Regions from separate parts of the Mus musculus genome. Here region 1 is linked to region 2. The links are chromatin loops, found by intact Hi-C in ENCODE. Cell type or tissue: heart. All regions are shown on one strand. Links, peaks and the distances in the headings refer to the core of each region. The heading gives the core; the rest is flanking DNA. Region 1 overlaps Gmpr (guanosine monophosphate reductase). Region 2 has its middle 16 kb from the start of Stmnd1.

Region 1 (8,000 bases), core at 1-8,000, 720 kb before region 2:
ATATATTATATGTATAATATTATGTGTATATATATATATATATTATACATATATATTGATGATGTCTGTCTCTGATTTCTGAATCTTCCTGCCTCTGCATTCTGAGTGATAGGCTCACAGACATCTATCAGCAAGGATAGCTAAGCAGCAGGCTTTGAACCCTCCTCCTTGGAGTGTGAGGGCCAATTAGGTGATGGAGAAAGACTATCCTTAGTGTATGTGTGTGTGTGTGTGGGGGGTGCAGGCCTGTAGTCCCAGCACCCAGGAGGTTGACATAGTGAGACTCTGTCTCCGGCCAAACAGAAGAGTGTCGAGTCACAGAGCCTAGTACTTTCGGGGTGAGATGTTCTTTGCAAGGAAGGGTCTTGCCCCTCTTGTAGCTAGATGTCCCCACCTGCAACTCAAGAGGTGGTTGCCTTGCCGACTTTCACCTGTTACCCCACAGACATAATGTGTTCCTAAACCAAATGTCCAGCTCCGTGTAGCTGGCTCCCACTTTATGAAGACAGGGCCTTCCTTCTGAGGTCTTGGCGTTTGTCAAGCCCACGCTGTGCTTGGCTACATCCCTGTCACTTTGTTCACTGTCCCCATCTCTTCCTGTTCCTTCCCGGGCTGTCTGTCTCTCTGTGCTTTGCTGGCACTCGAGAGCATTGGCACCCTTCTCTTTCCATATCACCCAGGCTCTGCTAGGATAGTAAATCGCAGCCTGCACATTGGGGGTCTCGCTAATAAGGAAGCACGTAAAGGCTGTATCCTAGGAACTTTGAGTCAGTGACTGTAACCTAAGCTTGCAGCTTATCATGCTGCCTGTGAGGCCAGCCTGTGCTGTGTGGGCAGAGTGGATGTCAGCAATGAGCACTTGTTTTTAAGGACATCTGATGGACTGGAGATGCAAGGCAGCTGAGAAGATAGAGGAGCCAGCTCCGTGCCCTTTTTCTCAGCTCTTAAAATAATCTAGCGCTCAGACTAAAAAAAAATCTCACCTCTCTGTAGGCAGGGAGGGGTGGCTTCTGAGCGGGGAGGAGGAGGGAGCAGGGAGTGGCTGGGCATGTTATATAATGGTGTAGCGGGGGACAGTGGCCAGTCTGACACACTTTGTCCTCCTCCCCAGACATAGGTGCTTGAGACCAGAGGGTGGATGGGCAGGGGTGACGGCCTCTGACCGTCAAAGTGAGGGTAGTGTTGGGCCAGCTGCTTGGGTAGGGATGGGAGGTAGTTCCTGGTTACTTCCTCCTCACTGGTGAGCATGGTCTGGCCTGTTCCCACCTTACTGATATTCTCTCCTTCCTTCCTTTGAAGGATGGAGGCTGCACATGTCCAGGAGATGTCGCCAAAGCCTTTGGTAAGTACGAGGGACACAGCTCTGCCACAAGGGGGAGAGGGGCTGACAGGGAAGGAGGAGCTCTGGATAGCTTGGAAGAACCAGATGGAGAAGGGAACCCCCGAGGGGCTTCTGAGCTCATCGGGACTTTTCTTTGCCGGGGGGTTTCATTTCTGTCTAACCAATTCCCGGCTCAGCTTGCTTCGGGTCTGTTGCTGAGCAAGCCGGGAGCCCAGAATGGGGATGGCGAGCTAGGAGTGGGTCGGCTTGTGATGTTTTCAGTAAGAGAGGGGAATGCCCAGCGCTCGCTCCCGTGACTCTGGCTCCGCTGTGCAGATACCACCACCTGGAGCAGCCCCCACCTCATCCTGGCTGGATCCAGTCTTGGTGGAAGGTTGACCAGGCCTGCCTCCCACTAGAGGGCAGTAGTGTCTGCTGTAACCCATCAAGGTCTCTGCTGTAGGGCTTCTGGGCTCCCTGTTTGTGCCACACACTAACATCTCACAAGAAGGGGGGTAAAACAGAGCTGCTGAGCCCGTATGTGCTGCCCCCTTTCCACAAACGGGAACTACCTGCCCAGCCTCAGATTGTTCAGCTGTACACTATACAACACCACACACACATACACACTGTGGTAGAAAACTTTTTGTCATAGTAACAACAACACAAACATTAGAGTTACGTTGTATTTGTGTGCATTGTATAGTAATCAGCTCTCTCCTTCCACCGTGTGGGTCTGGGGGTGTTTCAGCTTGTGAGCAAGTGCCTTTACCTGGTGAGCCATCCCACCAGCCCTTGGTCTGTTTTTACAGCAGTGATAGAGGAGGATCCTGCTGGCTCAGTTTCTTAGCAACCCAACGTATAGCATAAAAAAAAAATGCCTGCCCCTAGATCTGCTGTGAAAGAGAGAACAAACCCTCTTCTATCTTGCCTATCCAGGGTATGACAAGGTCACAGTCCCACAGTTAGCTGCAGGGCCTTATCCTTAAGCATTACCTAGTGTGGGCTTCCTCCGGGTATGCCCCATGGACCACAGTACTAAGTGGGAGCTAAACACACTAAAAAGCTACAGTCCTTCAGGAGGTACCATGTCCCCAGGCTTGGTGCTGTCCTCAGCTTTCCTCAGGCCTTTGACCTGCTCTGTTTAAAGTGTAGTCCTGCATGCACCAAGGAAAGAGAGCAGGACCTCGTCTAGGAAAAGCCAGCTGGGAAGCAATTTGAGCGTTGAGAAATACAAATCACCGGGAACCAGTTTAAGCAGTTGTGTAGAGCAGATCTGTGCTCAGGGTTCCTGCTGGTGACTTTCTTCATCTGAAGGTCTGGCCAGACTAGTTATCTCACTGCCTCCTTAAAAATCACAGCGGAGTCAGGCTTGGTAGCGCAAGCCTTTAATCCCAGCACTCGGGAGGCAGAGGCAGGCGGATTTCTGAGTTCGAGACCAGCCTCAAACAGGTCTACAAAGTGAGTTCCAGAACAGCCAGGGCTATACAGAGAAACCCTGTCTGAAAATAAAACAAGAAAAAAAATCACAGCGGGAGGCGGGGGTCAGCATTGGTGTCTGAGAGCTGCTAGTGGCACACTGTGGAGTCCATGCCTTGCTTACCAGGGTCAGCTCCACACAGCATCGCCTTCTAACAGATGGAGCAGAGTAGAATTGACTTAGTGCTTACCCTGGGCTTGTGTGTGTTTCCTTATAAGTGTTCAGATGACCCCAGCAGAGACATCAAGGCTGCTTCTCACCTACTATTGGTCTGTCATTCACCCTGTTACTCGGCATCCATTTGCAGGATATTTGATCACACCATGAGCCCTGAGATTGTGTTATTTACTTGGGGGATGGGGAATGGGGTGAGGGAACTATTTCTAATTGTGGTGTGGCTCAGTCCTTAGCACACACCTCTAATCCCTCTAGCTGGAATATAGACATGTTCTTAGTCCACCTCTTTAATCCCAAACAATGAAGGTAAATTTAGTTTGTAGAAGAAGCCAGCCATGTTTGAAAGCGATGTCTAATGGAGTGGCAGACAATGTGATGAATCAGAGAAAGATTTGACAGAATAGGACATGCCCAACTCTCATGAGGAGAGAGGGGAGGCAACATAAGGAGGAGCCACACAGATGGAGAGAGGAAAGAGACGGTTTCACTGGAGAGTTGTAGAGACAGGTTGCAGAGAGAACAAGCTACGACACAGGGGAAGACAAAACGAGCCAGAGAGACGAGAAGAAGCCAGAAGATGGGAACAGATTTTCAGAGTTTGAGGCCAAGCAGAGCAATTCAGTTAGAGGTCCAGAGTGAATCCGCCAGCTTGGAGAGGAATTTTGAGTCAGAACAGCTGAGTTGAACCAGCCAGCCAGAGTTCAGGCAGAACAAGAAAGGGTGAGCTTATTCAGCAGCAAGTCTCGGAGCTGAAGACATTCTAGGCCTAGGTTAGATTGTCCAGAGGCTAGAAGCATCCAGGGCTAGGCCTAGGTTAGCAGACTGAGGCAGTGGGCCTCGGAGATGACAGTTGTATCAGACAAATAAAAGATGCTGTTGCATTCTGTTATGGACCAGTTTAGTTCCAAATGGAACCCTTGGTGACTCCGAGGGAAAAATCATTGTTAGTGTCTCAATTCTTAGTCCACTGTTCAGTTGACAGAAGTTAATTTGGTTCATGGCTGAGGAGTGTGGGATGCCCAAGATGCATCAGTACTTGCCTGAGCCCTCGAGAGGATCTTCCTGCTGTACTATAGGTTGACTGAGCCTTCACATAGGGAAAGAGCAATTGTTTTACAGGGCTACCGAGAACTTCATGTCTGTAACCTGCATGACTTCCCAGAGGCCTCAGCTTGCAACATACAAACTGAACTGTATAATGCATCATATTTGACACCCATAGTTATCCAAGGGCAGCAATATAGAAAATCAATTGAAATTTTGTTGAATTGTTTTTGGTTTTGACATAAGGTCTCAAGTAGCCCAGGCTAGCTATATATATAGCCAAGGATGATCTTGAGTAACTTCTTGTTCTCCTGCCTTCGCCTCCCAAGTGCTGAGATTACAAGCAAATGGTACCATGCCTGGTTTATGCTGGGATCAAACCCAGGGCCTCCTGAATGATAGGAAACTGAGTTTCATCCCCAGCCTGCAGTCAGAGTACCGAATTCAAGGTCATAGGATATGCTTTGTAAGATGCACGCAATCTTCCAGGCCTCTCTGGATGTAAAGGAGCAAGACCTGTTTGGAAGGTTTCATAGCCAGTCCCTGATCCATTCAAGGCACTCCTGACTGTCTCTCCCCTCCCTCATTTCCTTCAGTCTTCAGTCTTAGATGGACACGGAACCATGCTTAGAGTCAGGGAGCATGAAATGGACAAGACCCTCTTTCTAGATGATGCTATACTCTCTGAGCCTACCTCTGCCCTGTCCTTCTGTCCACTCGTTGGCGTGTAGGAGCTGGTGCAGACTTTGTCATGCTGGGAGGCATGTTTTCAGGCCACACCGAGTGTGCAGGTGAGGTGATCGAGAGGAACGGGCAGAAGCTGAAACTCTTCTATGGCATGAGCTCAGACACAGCCATGAAGAAACACGCAGGAGGCGTCGCCGAGTACAGGTATGGCTACTGCATGGCTTAGGCTGTGTCCACCAGTCTGGCTAGAGCCACTGTGTATTCTTGTCCTTTATGGGAGGGGCTAGAAATATAGACCCAGCATCTTTGTACGAAGCACTGACTTACATTCTGCTAGCATTTACCACAGCAAGCGTGGGACAGGCAGAGGTATGATTACAAGGTCTAAGCCAGGGAGGGGATGACCCAGCCTCCTGTGGTTACACATGAGTCCTGCCTTGTCTCAAAAGATCCCTCCCTGAACAGCCTCTGTCACCCTCCATCTCTAGCCTAAGATAATTCACCCTCTGAGGATGAAGAGTGGTCTTTCATGTGTAGCAAACAGACAGGAGCTTTCCTGGAGGATATTGTCATCTACAGTGTTTCGTTTACTGCCCCACGGGCTCTGACAGTTGACACAGGCAATGTTCTCAGCTGGTTAACCATATCACCTAACTGCAGAATCAAGACTCTAGGGTGAGGTGCAGTTTTAAAACTCCCAACCTCGCCAAGGCCACCTGGTCTTTTCCATTCACTTCCAGAGTAACCTCATGGATGCTTAAACAAATCCACATCAGAGCAGACCTGATGCATTGCCCTGCTCCTTAGAGCCTGCCCCTGAAGCTCATCAGAGCCAGCTCTGAGGATAGACTCCATGAAGGACATGGGGCAGAATGTCTCACGTGCTTAAAGAAAAGCTGGCTTCACAGGAGGATGGGAAGCCTATTCCTTGCTGGCTCACACCTTCTGTGCCCAGACACTTGCCCAACAGTCCGAAGTTTCTTCCCAGGGAGTGGGATTCTGGCACCTCATGTAAGGAGAAGCCACACGACTCCACTGAGTGGCAGTAGTGGGTAGGGTGGGAAGTATGACAATCTGATTGCCGCTGCCTTTTCACCTAGTCACTTCTCTTCAAGTGGGAACCTTGACAAACATGGAAGGGGGAGCTGGGGGAGCAAGAGGTATGGAGTTGGTCTCAGTGGGAAGTGCCACACAACCCTTACTTAGTGTTGCTTTTGGACCCCTTCCTGCTATCATGTTTCCTGGATTCTCTGGCCAAGAAGCCCACTGTCTTTCCAGCAGGCACAGTCACCTTCTGAGGGCCATGTGGCATGCTGGGCCAAGATGATGTTGAGCCACGTGGTTGAGTGGCCATTCTATGCTCCATTTGAAGTACATGTTCCTGCCTTCCAGCTGTTTCGAGTCCTCCCAAAAGAGCAGTGGACAGAGAAAGGCAGGGCAGGCTGTAACAATACAGAAGCCAGGAGCTGAGGGAGAAGCCATCTGGGGACTTCAGCAGGGTGGAGGTGTCAGGGAAACACTGAGCCTCAGTTTGGGAAGCGGGTTCAGATCTTAGAGTTCTTCATTGAGAATGCTGAAGGAAGCAGGACCTCCACCTACAGTTAGCCTGAGCATCACCACCTTATCCTGCTGCTGTCTCTCTCCCACTTGCAACCTTGCCGTAACATTGTGACATGAGTTCAAATCCCTCCTCTGACCTCAGATTTCACTGCTGCCTGGTCATTAGTGCTGTGCTAGCCTCTCGTCAGTCATTAGCACTTACATGAGTGTTACAGGTGAGTAGACGTTGGGGTCCCATAGTGGGTTACTCATTAAAAAAATGCCATCACCTTAGCAAAGAGGAAAGAACTTGGGAAGGTCTTGAACCATCTGTCATGGCAGCTGTCATGGGTGCACACAGGTATGTGGCTCTCGGGTCACAGAGCTCTGAGATCTGAGCCAGCTTAGACATGTTAGATGCCCTCTGTCCTAGCCTCTAAACAGCCTGTCACCCAGCCCATGATTTAAGGTGTTACACTTCATGCAGGGTGTGGGAGCACACGTTAGGTGAAGACAAGTTCACATTCCATTTGTATTCTAGGCAGTGAGTTTCAGACTGAGTTCCTATGTTCTAGCCAATGACTAGGCACAGAAAGTTCTAGAACTTTTAGGTACCTGTTAGGGCTTGCCTGGGGCCTCGCCTTCTGCAGTGCTTCTGTGCAAGCATGCTCAGAGCCTGTCTCCATTTTGCAGGATCAAGGTCTGACGTACTGTACAAGGTGTTTTGCGATGTTCTTGGGATGAAGGACAAGGGGAGAGCTTGATGTCACTTAGTGTTTGCACATTAGGCCCAGCCTGAATTTCTATGCACGGCTCTGAAAATGTGGAGATACCACCTGCAGTTCTGAGTGTTATCCGAGCATAACCTCTCAACCCCGGCTCTGGGCAATGGGGGTGTGAGAGACTGAAACAAATGGACCTGGCACATGGTAGAACCTGTAGAACCTGGCGAAGGGCATCCCTGGCAAAGGACTGGCAGGCTGTGGGGGTGCAGTTACTGCATCTTCAGGGCAGAACCTTGTAGCTCTTAGGCAGGCCTGTGATTCCCATAGTGCTTCCCCTGAGGATACATAGCAGCCATAGAGCTGATGCTTAGGAAGGCAAGCCCTGTGCTTTTCCTATCAGCCAACATGGATGGATGGATGGAGGGAATGTGGCAGGAGGTGGTAGCGGGCGGGAGGCAGCCCAGTCGGCTCTGTTTTCCCCAGGGAGGAATTAGGCTATTTGGTGGTTGGTTCCCAAATAGAAACCATAAGATTGGAAGAATATGGTTAGGGGAGAATGTCACTACTGGGGACTGGGGGTGAGGGCGCTCTATCTCTCTATCTCATATTGCTAACCAAGACCTCTCTCTCCTCCGTGAACAGGGAAGTTCTTATAGGGTTGGAGGGATACCTCATCTTTCAGGGTCTCAGTAGGGATGTTAGAGTGGGTGAAACACTACCCTGTGGGTTTAACATTGCTGACACATTCCCACACTCACCAAAGCCTTTGTTAGCTGGATAAGACTTGGCACTGGATGGGGAAGGGCCTTGCAGCACCCCGCCCCTCTCCAAGGAGTTACGGGCAATTCATGGTTGCCAGGGGGAGTCGTTTTCTTCAATGGTGTGACCAGTGGTGAGGTGCCCCGTGCTCAAGGACATAACCCTACTGAGTGAATCAGCTCAATGGATCACAATGAAACAAACCAAAAGGGTGGGAGAACTGGGGGTGGGAGGGGCTTATGAGGAAAGAGCAGGAGTGATTTTATAG
Region 2 (15,845 bases), core at 3,460-11,459:
GTATGCTACTTGATGGGATCACCATAAACTCCCTACTCCAGGGTTGGTCTGGACATACAGCATCTAACACAGCACATGTTGAGTTTGTCTTGTGCCCTAAGACTAAGGCAACAGAAACACAGAAACTTGCTTCTACTCAGTCCTGGAGAATAACCCAGAACACTGACTTTTCTTCCTCCCGTCTTAGTGACCCTAATATCTGTGTCTCAGAGCCCACCATCAGGTGCTTTACACTAAAACCAACAACACGCATTTGAAATACAGGTCTCAGCATGGTAAGTCCTTAGGGTCTTTTCTGAGATGGAGACCAAAATGTATGTAATAGAAGGTGAATGTTATGGGCATTGGATAGAGGAGTTCTTCAGATCTGGCAATCCTAAACACTGAAGGCAAGCCTAGAAAGGTGTCTTAGCACTGAGGCATACTTGGTGCTCCAAGAGGACCCAGGTTCAGTTCCTAGCACCCAAATGCTGCCTCACAACAACAGAATCAACTCAAGTTTCAGAGCATCTAATGCCCCTGTTTCTGAGGGCACTGGGCATGAACATGGCACACATCCATGCATGAGAAACACTCATAAACATAAAATAGAATAAAACCTAAAGAATAAAGATAAAATAAACAACTAAAACTAGAAGGTAATGCTTGTTACAGCTGAACATTAGCTAGTTGGAGATAATGATCCTTGAGATGCGGTTCCGGAATACAGAGATACGTGAGGGACCTCATCTGGTCAATCAAAATTTAAAAACAGAAAAAATGAGGGTTTAAACTTCAAAACCTGACCAATTAATCCCCCCCCTTTTTTTGCATAACTTGGGCTTGTCTGGTGTCAGAATATTGACTATTTCCTGCATGTTATTTCTCTAGCATTTTGCTGACCTGGTCTGACACAGATCCCCTTTGATGCAGCTCTTCATCTTTGGCAAACTTGGGAGTCGTTGTCGTCAACAGCAACAAGACGTTGCACAGTGTTTGTTATCAAGAGCTTTAAGAACATCCATTTGGATTCTCTTGACATAATCCCAATCAATGTCATTACTCTTGATCCACTCACTGATAAGGAAACTGAACCGCAGAGAAGAAGTGACAGACTAAATGTTTGTGTTCCCATGAGTCCATGTACCAGAGTCTTGGTAGCCAATGTCATGTTTTATTTGGAGCTGGAATGGAGGAACAATTAAATCATAAGGTTGAGGCCCTTATTAGAGGTACTGGTGCCTTTATAAGAAGAGCTATGAAAGATATGATATTTTCTATCTATCTATCTATCTCTATCTCTCCATCTATCTATATCTATCATCTACCTACCTACTTGTCTACCTATCTACCTGTCTGTCTACCTACCTACCTACATATCTGTCTACTTACCTACCTGTTATCTGTTATCTACCTATCTACCCACCTTCCTATCTTTCTCTACATCTTTGAGAAGAGATCGGTCAACCAAGCCAAGAAGAGAACCCTTATCAGAAACAGAGTGAATGAACATCTTCAGTTTGGGCTTTGAGCCTCTGGAACTATAAGGGGTTTCATAGTGGTTGTTTAAATTGCCTGATATGCTGTTGTAGAAGCCTTGCCTAAAGCAATTCACTTGTCCACAGTGGTACACTTAGTGACGAGAAATGGTAGATTTAATCAAGAACATCTGCAGGGAACCCATTCACTTAGCGAGGAGATAACACCCTTTAACTTCAATACAATATGAATACTGTTCAGCTTTGTATCTGTTTGGTCTTGCCAAGCAAAATAAAAGCCAACACCTAGCTCTCCCGGGTAATGGGGCAGAAGATACTGTGCAGGAATAATCCACAGATCACAGATTCCCCACAGCATGGGTGATAAGGAAATCACCTGGACCACCTAGATACCCACCCGACTTTCTAGAACCTTGTGTGGGGGTTGTGGCTAAGGAGGGTCCAATGATAGTAAAAGAAACATCGATAATAGATCAAGAGTAGTGGAAATAAGGTCACAAGAATGGAAGCAAAGGATCGATCTGGGAAGGGTGGAAAGTAGCACAACCCATCCTGTTTCATTGGTGTAATATTCCCTGGCTGAGTACCTGTCCTTTTCTCTGCTTCTTAACTGGCAAGAAGGAGCAAGCAGTCTCATGCAACCTCAGAGAGGACCCCATTCTTCAGCTATAGTAAAATGCTTTTGCTGAACCGTGAACCAACTAGATCTCTGTCTCTCTCCTTCTTGTCTCTCTGTCTCTGTGTGTGTGTCTCTCTGTGTCTCTCTGTGTCTCTCTCTATCTCTGTCTCTCTGTCTCTCTCTGTCTTTCTGTCTGTCTCTCTCTCTCTCCCTCCCCCTCTCTGTTAAGCTGCTTTTGTTAGGCATCGCATCAAGCAATGAGAAAAGTAAGGAACGCACACCTGTGGAGGGGCACGTTCATCCCTGCTCTCAAGCGTCTCAGGGTCCAGGCAGGCTATGTGAATGAAGGGCAAGAAGTCTCCAGAGAGCAGAGAGGAGAAGCCTGGCTTTTTTATAAAAGCTTCGGAGGGAAACAAAACAAACAAACAAACAAAACAAAACAAAACAAAACAAAACATCACTGGCCATTGAAGGAACAGGAGCCCCTTCCCCCCACATCACCTAGCACTACACTCACCCCCCCCACACACACACACACTACATCCCACTCCACACACCCCACCCCTGTGGATGAAGAAGTCAGACATTTCTGAGAGAAGGTACAGCTGAACGAAGGTACTGAAGTCTGAGGGACCATGCTGGACTCGTTCACCCAGAAGGGGCATGTTCAGGACCCTTGTTGAACTATCATTTCCCATTTTTCTCCCCACTCAGGAACAGTCAGTGTCAAGTCCGAGGTGAGCTTGGTGACATTGCCCCATATGCCGTGCATGTATACAATGCTTCTTTCATGAAAAACACAGTGGATAGAGGCTGGGGAAATGGGGAGATGGCTCAGGAGGTAAGATGCTTGCTGAGCAAAGCAGGCGGGCCTCAGTTCGGCTCTCCAACAGTCATGTAAAATGACAGGCATGGAGGGGTGTGTCCATAGTGCTTTTGATAAGGATAGAGAAAGGCAGATCCTGGGGACTCACTGGTCAGCCAACCTACCAGAAGCAACAGGCTTTGGACTCAGGGAGAAACCTTGTCTTAAAAAAGAAGGTAGAGAAAGAATTGACAAAGACATCCAGATGTCAAGGTCTGGCCTTCACACATGCTACCTGGGCGAGTGCACCCAAATCCGCATGCATGAGCACACCACACACACACACACACACACACACACACGAGTGCACTCATGTATACACACAAGCAGTGAGATTTTGGTTTCTTTTAAAGCCCAGTTATGTTCTGTGAACATGGTTTTGTTTTAACCCCAGGCAAGGGATATGGGCTGCTTCAGTTTGTCCACAGCCGCTACAACTGTTGTTCTCTAGGAGGGGCATGGGTTTTGCAGCTGCAGATAGTTTAAACTTGGAGACTCTGGAGAAGGGATAAATGGGAGAACCCCAGGAGAGCCTGTGACATCTGCTGCTCCCCCTAATGCTGGTCTCTGATGCTGCTCTTGGTCGCTGTTGCTGCTGCTACAGTTTGCCAAGTTGTCCTGAGCAAAGAGACAAGAAGAAATTGGATATCCTGACCATGGGGATTGAACTTGCCCCAAGGAACTCAAGACCCTTAATCAGCAGGAAGTAGTCTAAAGAGGTCTATACTCTCTTTCTCCCTCTAACCTTCTTCCTCTCCTACCTACTGTTGTGGGTTGGAGTAGATTAGGGTAGAATAAAGGTTGGAAGGGTAGTAGACATAAGAACTCAATAAAATAGCTAAACAAATACACCAACACACACACACACACACACACACACACACACATACACACACACACACACACACACACACACCATCATCAGCCAAGGGACATAGCATGTGAGAGAGTTCCTGGGATAACAACCAGCAAGATGCCTGGCAGATCAGAGAGTATCTTAGGAACAAAGTAGAATTTCTTTTCTCCTTCCCCTCCTCCCTACCCCTCTCTCTGATCATGATAACCAGAAATGGAAAAGAACACTGAACCAAAAATAGTAGCACCATTTACTCTGACGGAATAGGAAGCAAGAAGACTCCACTTGTGAGTTTAGGCTCTGGAAGCAAGCAACACCTCCACATCTCCCTTTTACTCATCCTTCAAACAGAAAGCAGGCGTAGATGGGAATGTCTTCCCGGGCAAGGACAGAATTAATGCAATCTTGAGTCCAGTTGTACAGCTCCAAATTTCACCAAGAGAATGGCCTAATGGAGTGGAGCGATCCACCAGGCCAGCTGAAGGCGGACGCTGCCACTGGTTTTAATATAGTCTTATTTATAGTCTGAAGCAATTTGCAATGTCTGTTGCATCAAATAGACACATCCTTATTGCATGCACCACTCAGAGCACAGTGGAATAGAACATTCTAGAACTGAAATGAACAGTCTTTAAGAGTTAAATGCCATGTGGGAAGGTAGAAAATGTGCATGCTTCCAAGTCCCAAAATACGGTTCCTATTCTCTGCGTGGCTTTCTGTGTGACTCTCACGCCCACTGAAGCCTCAGTCATTACCTCTCAAATTTTTCACACAGTATCCCTGTCTGCAAAGAGAAGCAAGGAGTCTCATGCCCAAGCATTTGAGGGACATCTTGGAGCTACATCTTGTAATTATAGCCATCTCCTTTAAAATGCTCTGATGGCTAAAAATCAAACAGAACTCTGCTATGGGTCTGCTTTATGTGTTTCTCATTTTGGTCCATTGTTTTGTACAGTTTATTCTCTAGAGCCCGTGTTTATGTTCTGAGGCTTTGACTAGACACTCGGTAAGCAATCTTCTGCCCACTAAAATGTATCAGACAGTGGTATAGCTTATCGCTTCCCATTACAGATGGTGGTGTGTTGGGTTGGGTTTCAGTAAATATGCCACAATTTCTTTATCAGTTATCTTGAGACAGCTATCTGGGCTGTTTCCAGGTTCTATGTGATATAAACACAGATATTGTGACCATCCCAAAGGTCTGGGCAGACAGGCAAGTGTTTCTCTACATCCCTAGAGGTGGCATTGGAGAATCCCTGGTGGAGATAGTCAACTCATTTTGGCTTTGTGACTGTATGTGTCTGCGAGCGTGCGAGCGTGCGTGCGTGCGTGCGTGCGTGCGTGCGTGGCCAGAGAAGTATGCTGAGTCCCCTTGAGTTGAAGTTTCAGGCAGTTTTGAGCCGCCTGATATGGGTTCTGGAAATGTAACTCTGGTTCTCTGCAAAGAGCAGTATGGGCTCATAACAGCTCAGCAATTGCTCCAGCCCCTGTGGTGCCGGTGGAACAGTGTCACCAGACAAAAACTGGGAAGGTTGAGTGGATTTAGAAACCCCGGTAATTTCCGTGTCTGAGAATGGTAGGCATTTTATCTATTCCTGACCTGGTTCCTGTCCTGGGGCACATGGCCACGACACTCCTCATGGGGATCGTTTCAACTAGTGACACAGTACAAAGCAAAGAGTTCTCCATGTTAATGAAGTATCTAGAAAGGCCCTGGTGGGTCAATAAGCTTCTCTTTCCAGACCTTCCTTTCTGTAAAAGGTATTAAATCTCTGGTCTACCCTGAGTAACTCCTACATATCTATTTTCTACTACCTGTAAATAGTTTGGACAAGGACCATCTCTCCCATCAAGAACCGCCATGGGGGAGGAGAGAGGCTTCATCATACAGAGCCTCACCAAATAAGTCCCCTGCAGAAGGCCTCTAGCACTCCAGACACTCACCCTGAGCTAAGCTGGATTCCCCCAACACCCCATCCTCGCCCTACCACCCCAACCCCTGCCTGCTCATCACAATCCCAACTCTTCGAGGTTCCTATCAGCACCTGGGTGCCCGGGAACTAGGGATCCTCAGCCTGCGTAGTTTCTTACCCTGGCTGGGGCCCCCATCTTAGGCTCAGTTCTGCCATCCCTGCACCCTGATGGTGATAAGGATGGTATGTAGCCTAGCCCCACCCCTTTGTTTGCCCAAGCAGCGCTCATACACCCCAGCTGCAAGGCTGAACTCAGACCACAAGTCCCCGTGAAACAGTTCTTAGATTTAAACACTAAAAGTTGTATTTATCATTCTTATCCTGGACAGTTGTTCTCTACTTGTGTGTTTAAAGATATGTTTAGTGTTCTAAAATCCTGAAAGCGTCCTTCCAAGTTTTAAATTTTTACCTCTCGAGTCTAAATCCACAACCCATCTGTTATGATTCACTATGAAATGTTCCCCCAGTGGGTTCATGAGTGAACGCTCAGCTGGAGGTGCGATTTGAGGAATTTCTGAAAACCTTACGATGTTAGGCCTGGCTACAGAAGTAGGTCGCCAGACTCCTGCCCTTTGAGGTATGTTTGCCCTGACCTCTTCCTGTCTGCTTCCCTGTACTTCCTGTCAACAGTTAAACGAAGACATTCCAGTGCTCTGCTGCCCAAACCCATCAAGTCAAATGACCACAGACAAAAATCCTTTAAGACAGTGAGCCCAAATGGACCCTTCGACTTTTTGGTTGTGTATGACCGGCATTCAATCGCAGCTGTGGAAATCCAATATGACATCAATATTACTTCTGACTCTCATGTGCCATTTCCTTTTCAAACTTTAAGCTGGATTATACATCCTTTGGATTAACTGAATAATGTTTTTTAGTTACTGAGGGGACTCTAGAGTGTACTGTGAAAGTTCTCCTGACCCAAGTGACTCCATCTGAAAAGATCTTCCCTCCGTTTCTATACACTGCCCCCCCCCCCCCCCCAGCCACAAGGTCTGGTTCTTAGCTGGTCCTCCTGGGTTCTTAGTGCACTTGCTGTAGTGTCCCTGAGGTAATCTCATCTATTTCTGGGGCTTTTCACTGGTGATTCCTAAGACTGAGTCTTGACCTTACATCATCTCCCTCAACCCCTTACCTCCCCCACTCGAATGTCTCCTGACATCCAAAATGATCATGTTTGAAACTGAGCCCTCGGTCTTCTTCTGTTCATCATCCCCTCTTCCCCAGTTCAGTAAATGTCACCTCCTTCCACCACATCCCACGTCAGATGCTAAAGGGTCACCTTTGACGCCTCGCTCCTGCCTCACCTGCTTTGCTCACTGTGTGTCTGGGATCTGTTTTGTCCTCTCTTCTCTGTGAAGCATTTGTCACATGTCTCCTGATGATGAGACTGTCTCCCTGTCTCTTCGTTATTCCCGCTGCTTTGACCCCAGTTCCCTTCCAAACATTTTTCCCAAAAACAGAAGCCAGACTGACCTTGCAAAGATATGAATGGATCACTCAACATTTAATTTTCCAAATTAAAAAAAAAAGATCTCAAACTCTTAACATTATCTGGAGAGTGCCCTGTCATTAAAGGACATCATGTCTCTCTGGTTAATCCAGGTTTCCTTGGGGACAACCTAGAGCATTGCTCCTTCATCTGTCCCTCAGATATCAGTTTCTGACCATCCCTTCCTGTGCTAGACCATCTCACAGGCACTTAGACTCTTCCTCACGTCATCTGTGGGATTTGAGACTAGAGATTTGATCATTAATCTGTTGTCTTCATCCTCACCAGACTCTGGTACCTTGGAGCAGGGACTACTCTGTATCCTTACTGCTTACATTGTATCCTTACTGCTTACATTGTATCCTTACGGCTATCTCTGCAGGACACAGTACCTGAAGCCTATATTAGGAACTTAAGAAGCCTCTATTAAATGTAGCAGACTCATGGAGGAGCTAAAGGATAGTCAGAGCTCTTAGAAATAGGACTCCAAACGTCTGACTCCAGGCATGTTTCTTTGAGAAAGATGCTGGGAAGATCACCCTGTGGCTGGTCTCGAGTATATTGATAAACTTGCCTCTTAGGCATCTCCACCTGCTGCCCAGGCATTTCCCACTTTCTTCCAAAGAGTCCTCTATAAAAGGGAAACAAGAAAAGGGAGCAAATGCACCCAGCTCAGAAGTCTGCCGGGCTGTATTGGCTGCTTCCACTGATTATCACTGTTACTTTGAGAGGAGACATAATTAGTGCATTAGGACTTAATTGTAGCATAGACAGATGCACCAGATCACCCACCACCTAAGTTTACTCAGAGCTTTGGACACAGTAAAAGCAAGAGTAGCACTCAGTATCGGTGCGGTGATATCGCCCCCCAGTGGCTCTTGGTGACTTAATCACAGCAGCAGCATCCCAAAAGCCACTGTTAGTCCAGAAGGACTCCAGCTTCCACAGAGGGCTGGGAGAGAGTCCTCACCTTCACTTGTCTCAGAGTAAAGCTAGAAAGGGAGTCTCCCCCGCCCCAACCAGCACCCTTTTCTTAAAGGAGACCTGAAAACATTGTTGTCCCTTCTCTGGCACTGTCTCAATAAACAATTGGCATAGCTATTTGGTTTTGGAAAAGAATCCAACAGGAGCTGGTAGGTCCATGCTTAGATGTTCAGACAGGAAAAATTATGTATGAGATCACAGAACTAACTACTGCCAACTACGAGACTTCTGAAATCACGGGCAACCATTGCCACATGTCCTTAGGAAGTGTTGTTGTTCAAGTGGCTTCAGGCTTCTATGACAAGTCTCATTAAGGAGCCCAGGCTGCCTTAGAACTCATTATGTGCCCCAGGCTAGCTCAAACTGGCATCTATTCTCCTGCCTCAGCCTCCAAGAGCTGAGACTGCAGACATGAGCTAGATACCACACACAACTAACCTGTCAGTTACTTGGAAGAGTAGGTTTTTTTTGAGGGGGGAGGGGAAGGTGCTGTGGCATTGTTTTTGTTTGTTTGGGGAAATTGGTTTTTTAATCTTTGGAAACTTATCCAAAGATATTACCATGCTTTTTTTCTTTACTTCAATTATGTTTTCATTTCTCCCTTCCTGGTCTTGTGCTATGACTTTATGCCATTCAATGTATTTTCCAGTTATACATACATATATATATATATATATTTGGGGTGTGTGAAGTTATCCATCAGTGCATGATAACCTTTGGGGGTTTTAATCTTTTCCTTCATAAGTTTTACTTGGAGTAATTTCATTGCTATGTCTTCTAGGTCTCTCATATTTTCCTCAGTAGTATCTAATAGGTTGTTAATCCCATTGAATTCAGTTTGTTTTTTTTAAATCTCATACATGAAAGTTTCAGATTCAAAAGTTCATTTGGCCTTGGCCGTGGTAGAACATGCCTTTGATCCCAGCACTTGAGAGACAGAGGCTGGTGGGTCTCTGTGAATTTGAAGCCAGTCTGGTCTACACAGTGAGTTCCAGGACAGTCAGGACTATACAGAGAAACCCTGTCTTTAAAACAAACAAACAAAAAAGAAAAAGAAAAAAGAAAGAAAAAATAGAAAAGCCCATTCGGATCTTTTTGATATTTCTCATGTTCCTATTCATTCTCTCTGATTCTATGAGTCTATGAGTGTACGTGATATAATAATAAAACATGTGTCCTGGTGACATTTAACTGTCCATTTGACACACAGCCTAGAGTCACCTGAGAAGGAGGTCTTGATTTTGAAAATAACCAGATCTGATTGGCTTGTAGACATGTCTGGGGTCAACAAGACTGATTACTTATAATTGATTATTAATTGATAATAATAGTAGGAGGGCCCGGCCTACTTGGGAAGTGACATTCCTGGAGAGATGAAGCATGTGTCTTAGGACAAGCCAGCCATCAGTGTTTGTCCACGACTTCCCCTTTAAGATCTTGCTTGAGTTCCTGCCTGGACTTCTCTCAGTGATAGACTATGACAAGGAGGAAGTGCCAGAAAAATCCTTTCTAAATTGCTGTGGTTGTTCATCACAGCAACAGAAAGGAAACTAGAACAAACGCTAGTGTCTTGGTTTAGAATTCAAACATGCATACTATTCCTGGAAAAGGTCCCACTGGTCTCCTAGAATTATGGTTCCATCTTTTCCTGCTTCATTGCCTGGCAAGACGTCAGATAGATGTCAGATTTAATCAGTTTTTACTTTTGGGGTCACAGGGTTGTTTCAGGTCCAGAATTTCTGAACTGAGTTTTTGGTGTGCAATTTCATTGCTTGGGCTCGGTTTCAGGTCTTGCTTCTTTCTCTCTTATTTGGCACTAGGTGCATTTTGCATGCATGCATACGAGGCAATCATTCTGCAGCTATGCAGCATGCCAACGCTGGGCCTTCCTTTTACAGCATGTTAAGTAAGATCAAGCAGTAAAGAGGGAAAGGCTAACTTTTTCCCACTACTAAATCTGTCTTCCAGTCTGACTGGTGTGAATGGGTACCCACAACTCTATGCCCCCTCCTCTCTGCTTCTTTTTAGGAATTTCCCTCTCTGCTTTGGGTAACTCTCTCCTGCACTAATGTAAATGAGTCTTCACTACTCCAGCCTCTGCAACTCTCCACAACCCTTCCTCTGGCTAACCTGAGCTTCTGGCGCTCTTACAAATCCGAGCCATCCTTGTCCTGCCTGGCCTCTCTTCTCAGCTGAGTCCCTTGCCCATTCCTAGACTCCACTCAGGTGTATTCCCCATTCAGTCTTTATAGCTTGGAGACTTCCTCTGGGCAGACACTTGGGTAGAGGCTCACCCGGGTGGTGTCCATTTCACAGGGATTCCCTGTCCCACACTGTCTGGTGCCCCAGGTCCAAGGACTTGACAGCCAGGTTGCATATAATGTCATTTGTTTTTAAGGACAGAAAACACCTCTTCCATGACTCCACAAGGATGGGCGATTGAATTCTCTGGACCATGATGCACCAGGAGAAAAGGCTATGGGAAGTTATCATGGTATCTTGATATATGGTAATTGTACAGTTGGAGTAATTTTACTTTTAACCTTGCCTTTTCCTTGTCCTATTGGTCTGAAGGGCCAGGTGCAATAATTCATCTTTCACCTTAGAAGGGATATATCTGCATGCCCCACACCACTGAACTCCTAAGAATTTCACTGAGGAAGAATTTTGGTTAGATTTAGCTTCCATCCTCTGATACACATATGTTGTAGGAAATAAATATATATATATATATTTCCTATGCTCTGGCAGACAATGGCTGACCTGTTCTTATCTCATGGAGACTCTATGACTCGGAGCTCCAAAATCTCTCCACCCAGGTCACTAAGTTCCCACTGGCAGGTTGCTACCACACCAGCCACATGCTTTAAACCCCCCCCCACGGCCTTTTGTGGTGCACATCTGGCAAACCCACGCGTTGCCACCCTACCTTTCTCTCTGGAACCCAGTCAAACTGCTGCATGAAGAGAAATGCCACACAAACTTAGTTCAGAAACAATGGTAACTCAATCTCTGGGCACAACAACTAGAATCCTAATTTTGTAAGCCATATTAAATCTAAATCCTCCAGTGGCAAATCCTGGCGGTTCTACCATAGAAACTGGAAGACACTAGCAGCTCCATCTTGTCCTTATGCTATTCCCATCAAAAAGCCCCTCACTCTCTCCTGCTTACTCTCTTCCTCCATCCAACCCGGAAGTTCCACCTACGTGCCCAGTGATTGGCCCCTTATTCATTGGGGGAAGGTTCACAAGAAGTCGCCTGAGTAGGTGGCTCATTCCTCATTCCAGACAACCCCTCCTGGGAAAGCAGAATTAGCATCAAAATACAGGCATCACCAGGGCCATCCACAACAAGCATGTGTGTTACCAATGAGTCCAAAGTGGTTGCTACCTCCTGCTCATTTGGTCCAATCAGCATAATGTCATCAATATAGTGCACCAATGAGATATTTTGTGGAAGAGATAAGACTATCAAGATCCCTTCTAACTAAGTTATGGCACAGGGCAGGAGAGTTAATATATCCTTAAGGCAAACTATAAAGATATACTGCTGGCCTTGCCAACTGAAAGCAAATTGCTTCTGGCAGTCCTTATAGGCAGGTACTAAGAAGAAGGCATTTGCTAGATCAATAACTTCATACCAGGAACCAGGAGATGTGCTAATTTGCTCAAGTAAGGAAACTTATGTCTGCTACAGCAGCTGATTTAGTTTTCGATAGTCAGCTGTTGTTATCCATGATCCATCTGTCTTCTGCACTGGCCAGGTAGGAGAGTTAAAGGGAGATGTGGTGGGAACCACCACCCTGCATTTTTCAAGTCCTTGATGGTGGCAGTAATTTCCGTAATTCCTCCAGGAATGCGATACTGTTTTTGATTCACTATTTTCTTTGGCAGAAGCAACTCAAAAAAGGCTTCGATTTAACTTTTCCAACCATAATAGCCTTCACTCCACAGGTCAGTAAACCAATGTGAGAATTTTGCCAATTTCTAAGTATATCTATCCCAATTATACATTCTGGAACTGGGGAAATGATCACAGGATGTGTTTGGGGACCTACTGGACATACTGGGAGTATCAGCGAAAACTCCATAAATCACCTGGCCTCCATAAGCCCCTACTTTAACTGGAATGCCACAATGTTTCTTATTAACACATCTCCTGGTACCTGATATGCAACTATTGATCTAGCAAATGCCTTCTCCTGGAATCTCCTAGGATCTCCTGGAATCAGCATCAATTCAGAGCCAGTATCCAACAGACCCTAGAAAGCCTGATTATTTCCTTTCCCCCAGTGTACAGTTACCCTTGTAAAAGGCGGTGGGTCCCTCTGGGAAAGAATTTGAGAAAGGCTAACAGCAAAACATTTAGGTATCTTATCAAGATCCTTCCTCAGGGGAACCTGCCCACCCCTTTACTCAAGGGGTTCTAGGTCTGCAAACTAGCTCAAGTCTGGAAATTGAGTCACTGGCCAAGATTGCCTTTTGCCACAATCCAACATAGTCTTTCTTTCATTTGTTTGAGAAGTTTTGGATTTATACAGATCAAACAGAATTGCAGTAGGCTTCTTATTTATTTCGAGCCTGGAAACACCATAATTGGTTAGCCGATACCAAAGGTCCGAATGAGTCATGCCATTATAAATTTCACCTCTCCAGTGCTGACCATTATGGGCTAGGTCATTATAAACATTGTTTTGTCTATACTGTCTATTATAATAGCTACAATCACCTTGTCTCTGGTGATTCAATGCTGCCACCCGGCCCTTGTTACCTCAGGGTCCAATTAAACTCATTGCATTTAATTCATCCAATTGAGCAACAGCAACTCCGACCCTAAGGTCTGGCACAAGGAAAAGGGCAAGAACAAAATTATTCAAATGTGCTGGTGCCCCTGTAGGCTCAGATGTTTGGACACTTGGTGTCCAGTTGGTGGTGCTGTTTGGAGGAAGGAAGGGTGCAGCCTTGCAAGGGGAAGTTTGTCACTGCCTTGCCCCCACTCCAGTTCACTCGCTCTACTGTGTTTGTGGTTGCAGATAGGAGCTTCCTGCTTCTATGTCTGTACCTGTGACTTGCCATCATGCCTCCTGCCATGATAAACTCTTGATCCTTTGTTGCTCTAAGCCAACAGAAACTTTCTTCCAAACATGGTTTTTGGGCATGGTATTTATCACAACAGAAAAGCGACCAATGGGCTAGCTATTAAATTTACACATAGGTATTTGCGTATTTTCTTTTATTAATCAAATGAATGATATGTTTTTTGAACCTTTTTATGTTCCATCTGGCTCTGATTTTAATATATGAAAACACATTTTAATATATGAAAAATATATTTTAATTTACTTTTGTGTTATCATCTGTGTTTTGCTAATAGTTTTTTGTAATGATTACTTTTTCATCTCTCTTCTGTTTTTAGATACACTTTTTTTTTCAGTTAGGTTTGGTTTGGTTTTGGTGGTAAGACAAGGTCTTGCTATGCATTTCCGGCTATCCTAGAACTTGCTATTACACCAGGCTGACTTTCAACTCAACAAAAATGCACCTGCCTTTATATCTAGGGGAATTACTGAGGAATGTCTACATGCCCAGCTACATGCATGACATTTAATCTTCAAAACATTTTATGTTCTGCATATACTGTGTATATAATGTTTATAGTGCTTATGGGAATGTGTGTTCATGGGTGCCTGCATGCAGAAGCCAGAAAGACACCTGATGTCTTTATCCTACTTTGTAAGACATGGTCTCTCTTGTTGAATCTGAAGTTCATCATTCTAGCTAGGCTGGCCAGCCAACCAACACCTGGGATCAGCTAGTTTCTGTCCTCAATGCTGGGGTTATGGATACATGTGGCCATACTAAGCTTTCATATGCAGACTGGAGATTTGAATCAGATCCTGTTACTCACTGTACCATCTCCTCAGCCCCTAATATTTTATTTTCTAACTGAATTTTACCTCCCTCCAGCCTTCTTTGTATTTTTGGGCTGTGTTTTTCTCACTTAATTTTGCATTCCAAAACAATGTTAATAAATAATATTAAATAAATCAGTATGTTGGTTTGGAAAAAAAAAAAATGTGCTGGTGCCACTCTCACCAGTTTGCATCTTATAGGATTCATAAAGGGCATATCTTCTGGGTCTTCCCATAGTGGAGGATTAGGTTTTATACATTGTATCCACTCTAGCATTGCAATTTCCCTGAGCCTTAAAATACCTTCGTCAACACTAAACCAGGGAATATCAGGCATCTCCAACTTCTTTTCAGTAGGCCATCCTTTGATAAACGCTTCAGCCAACCATTCAAACAAACTTCTAACACCTTTTATTTTTTAACTGTGCGAGCTTCCATATTAAACCTAGAATCTCCACTCAAAGGGCCTATGTCAATAAACTCAGCCTGCTCTAGTTTTATATTCCTTTCACCCTTATCCCACACCCTTAAAATCCATTCCCACACATATTCCCTAGACTTCTGCTTGAATGAATTAGCAAACTCATTTAGCGCCTTAGTAGTATAGCACATGTCCTCATGGACTACACTTTCTACCTCCCCTCTAGGGGTCTGCTTTGCCTTGAGTCTGGTTATAGGCCTAGAAGAAACTATTGGTGGGACTTGAGAAACATCAGTATTGTCTTGACTGGCACTTTCCTCAGAGAAAGTCAATGTTAGTTTATCAGACTCTAAAGGATTAATTTCCTCATGACAAAGAGGCATTATTTCAAGGGGTGGGGCTGAGGGTACTACTTCCTCAGGTGGGGTAAACCCTTGAGAATCTGAAGATTCAAAGTTCTCAGCTTCAACAGGGTCCGCCCACACATCTCCACCCCAAGTTATAGGATCCCATTCTTTGCCAGTTAATGCCCTTACTTTAACTGCTGACATCCTCTGAGGCTCAGACTTGAATGTTTGCTGTAATTCAGCCAACCTTATAAACAGGGCTTCAGTTTGATTTTTCTGCAACTCAAGTTCTGTGGCTGCTGGAGAGAAGAGTCTCTTCAAGGCCACACTTAGAAACGTTTAGATTGTCTACTCGCATCTGGAGCCGTTCAAGTTTATTGTACAGCTCATTCTCCCCATTCATCAATTTGTCCAGGGATACTCAAAGCAATAACCCAGCAATCATTTTCCTTTTTTCACCCAAAATTGTACAAAATTTTGAATACCCGGTCACCTATTCACTGCCAGTTACAGTTGGTGGATCAAGATAATCAAAGGCTTTAGCTCCTTTAAGTCTGAAATGTAGTTTCCATCATGGGCCTTCAGTATTCTCTGAACTCCCCGGAGAGTGTGTCCGGAGAGGTTTCAGTAGTTTAAGGTGCTGGCAAATTATTAAGCCAATTCCAGAGTCTTAAAAGATTCATCCTTACCCTTATGTTCCTCTAGAACCAATCCTGGTGCCAACTTCTGCCTGAGGATTTTACTGCTATGAGCAGACACCATGACCAAGGCAACTCCTATAAGGACAACATTTAATTGGGGATGGTTTACAGGTTCAGAGGTTCAGTCTATTATCATCAAGGTGGGAGTCTGGCAGCATCCATGCAAGCATGGCCCAAGGAGGAGCTAAGAGGTCT

The links. A loop is a pair of places that touch in the nucleus more often than their neighbours do. Peaks named below come from ENCODE experiments on the same cell type or tissue, not always from the same donor. Only the 100,000 strongest peaks of a DNase experiment are listed, where the experiment ranks them.
Region 1: a loop joins it to region 2, with 26 times the contacts of the local background. A loop is called at or near these places in 12 of 42 quality-filtered maps.

What each region holds. Positions count from the first base shown.
Region 1 is chr13:45,537,726-45,545,725 of GRCm38, forward strand. It overlaps Gmpr (guanosine monophosphate reductase), which reads left to right. Exons shown (of 9, transcript NM_025508.5): 7 at 1,300-1,342; 8 at 4,754-4,913. Among named protein-coding and RNA genes, the nearest start is that of Gm34582, 16 kb to the left of the region's middle. In heart, for the core only: a CTCF peak has its summit at 1,704 (motif pointing right); DNase peaks (open chromatin) are centred at 1,056, 1,376 and 1,676; H3K4me3 peaks cover 1,414 bases; H3K27ac peaks cover 3,561 bases.
Region 2 is chr13:46,249,875-46,265,719 of GRCm38, forward strand. No RefSeq gene overlaps it. Among named protein-coding and RNA genes, the nearest start is that of Stmnd1, 16 kb to the right of the region's middle. In heart, for the core only: a CTCF peak has its summit at 8,142 (motif pointing left); no DNase peak of the experiment used is centred there; H3K27ac peaks cover 507 bases.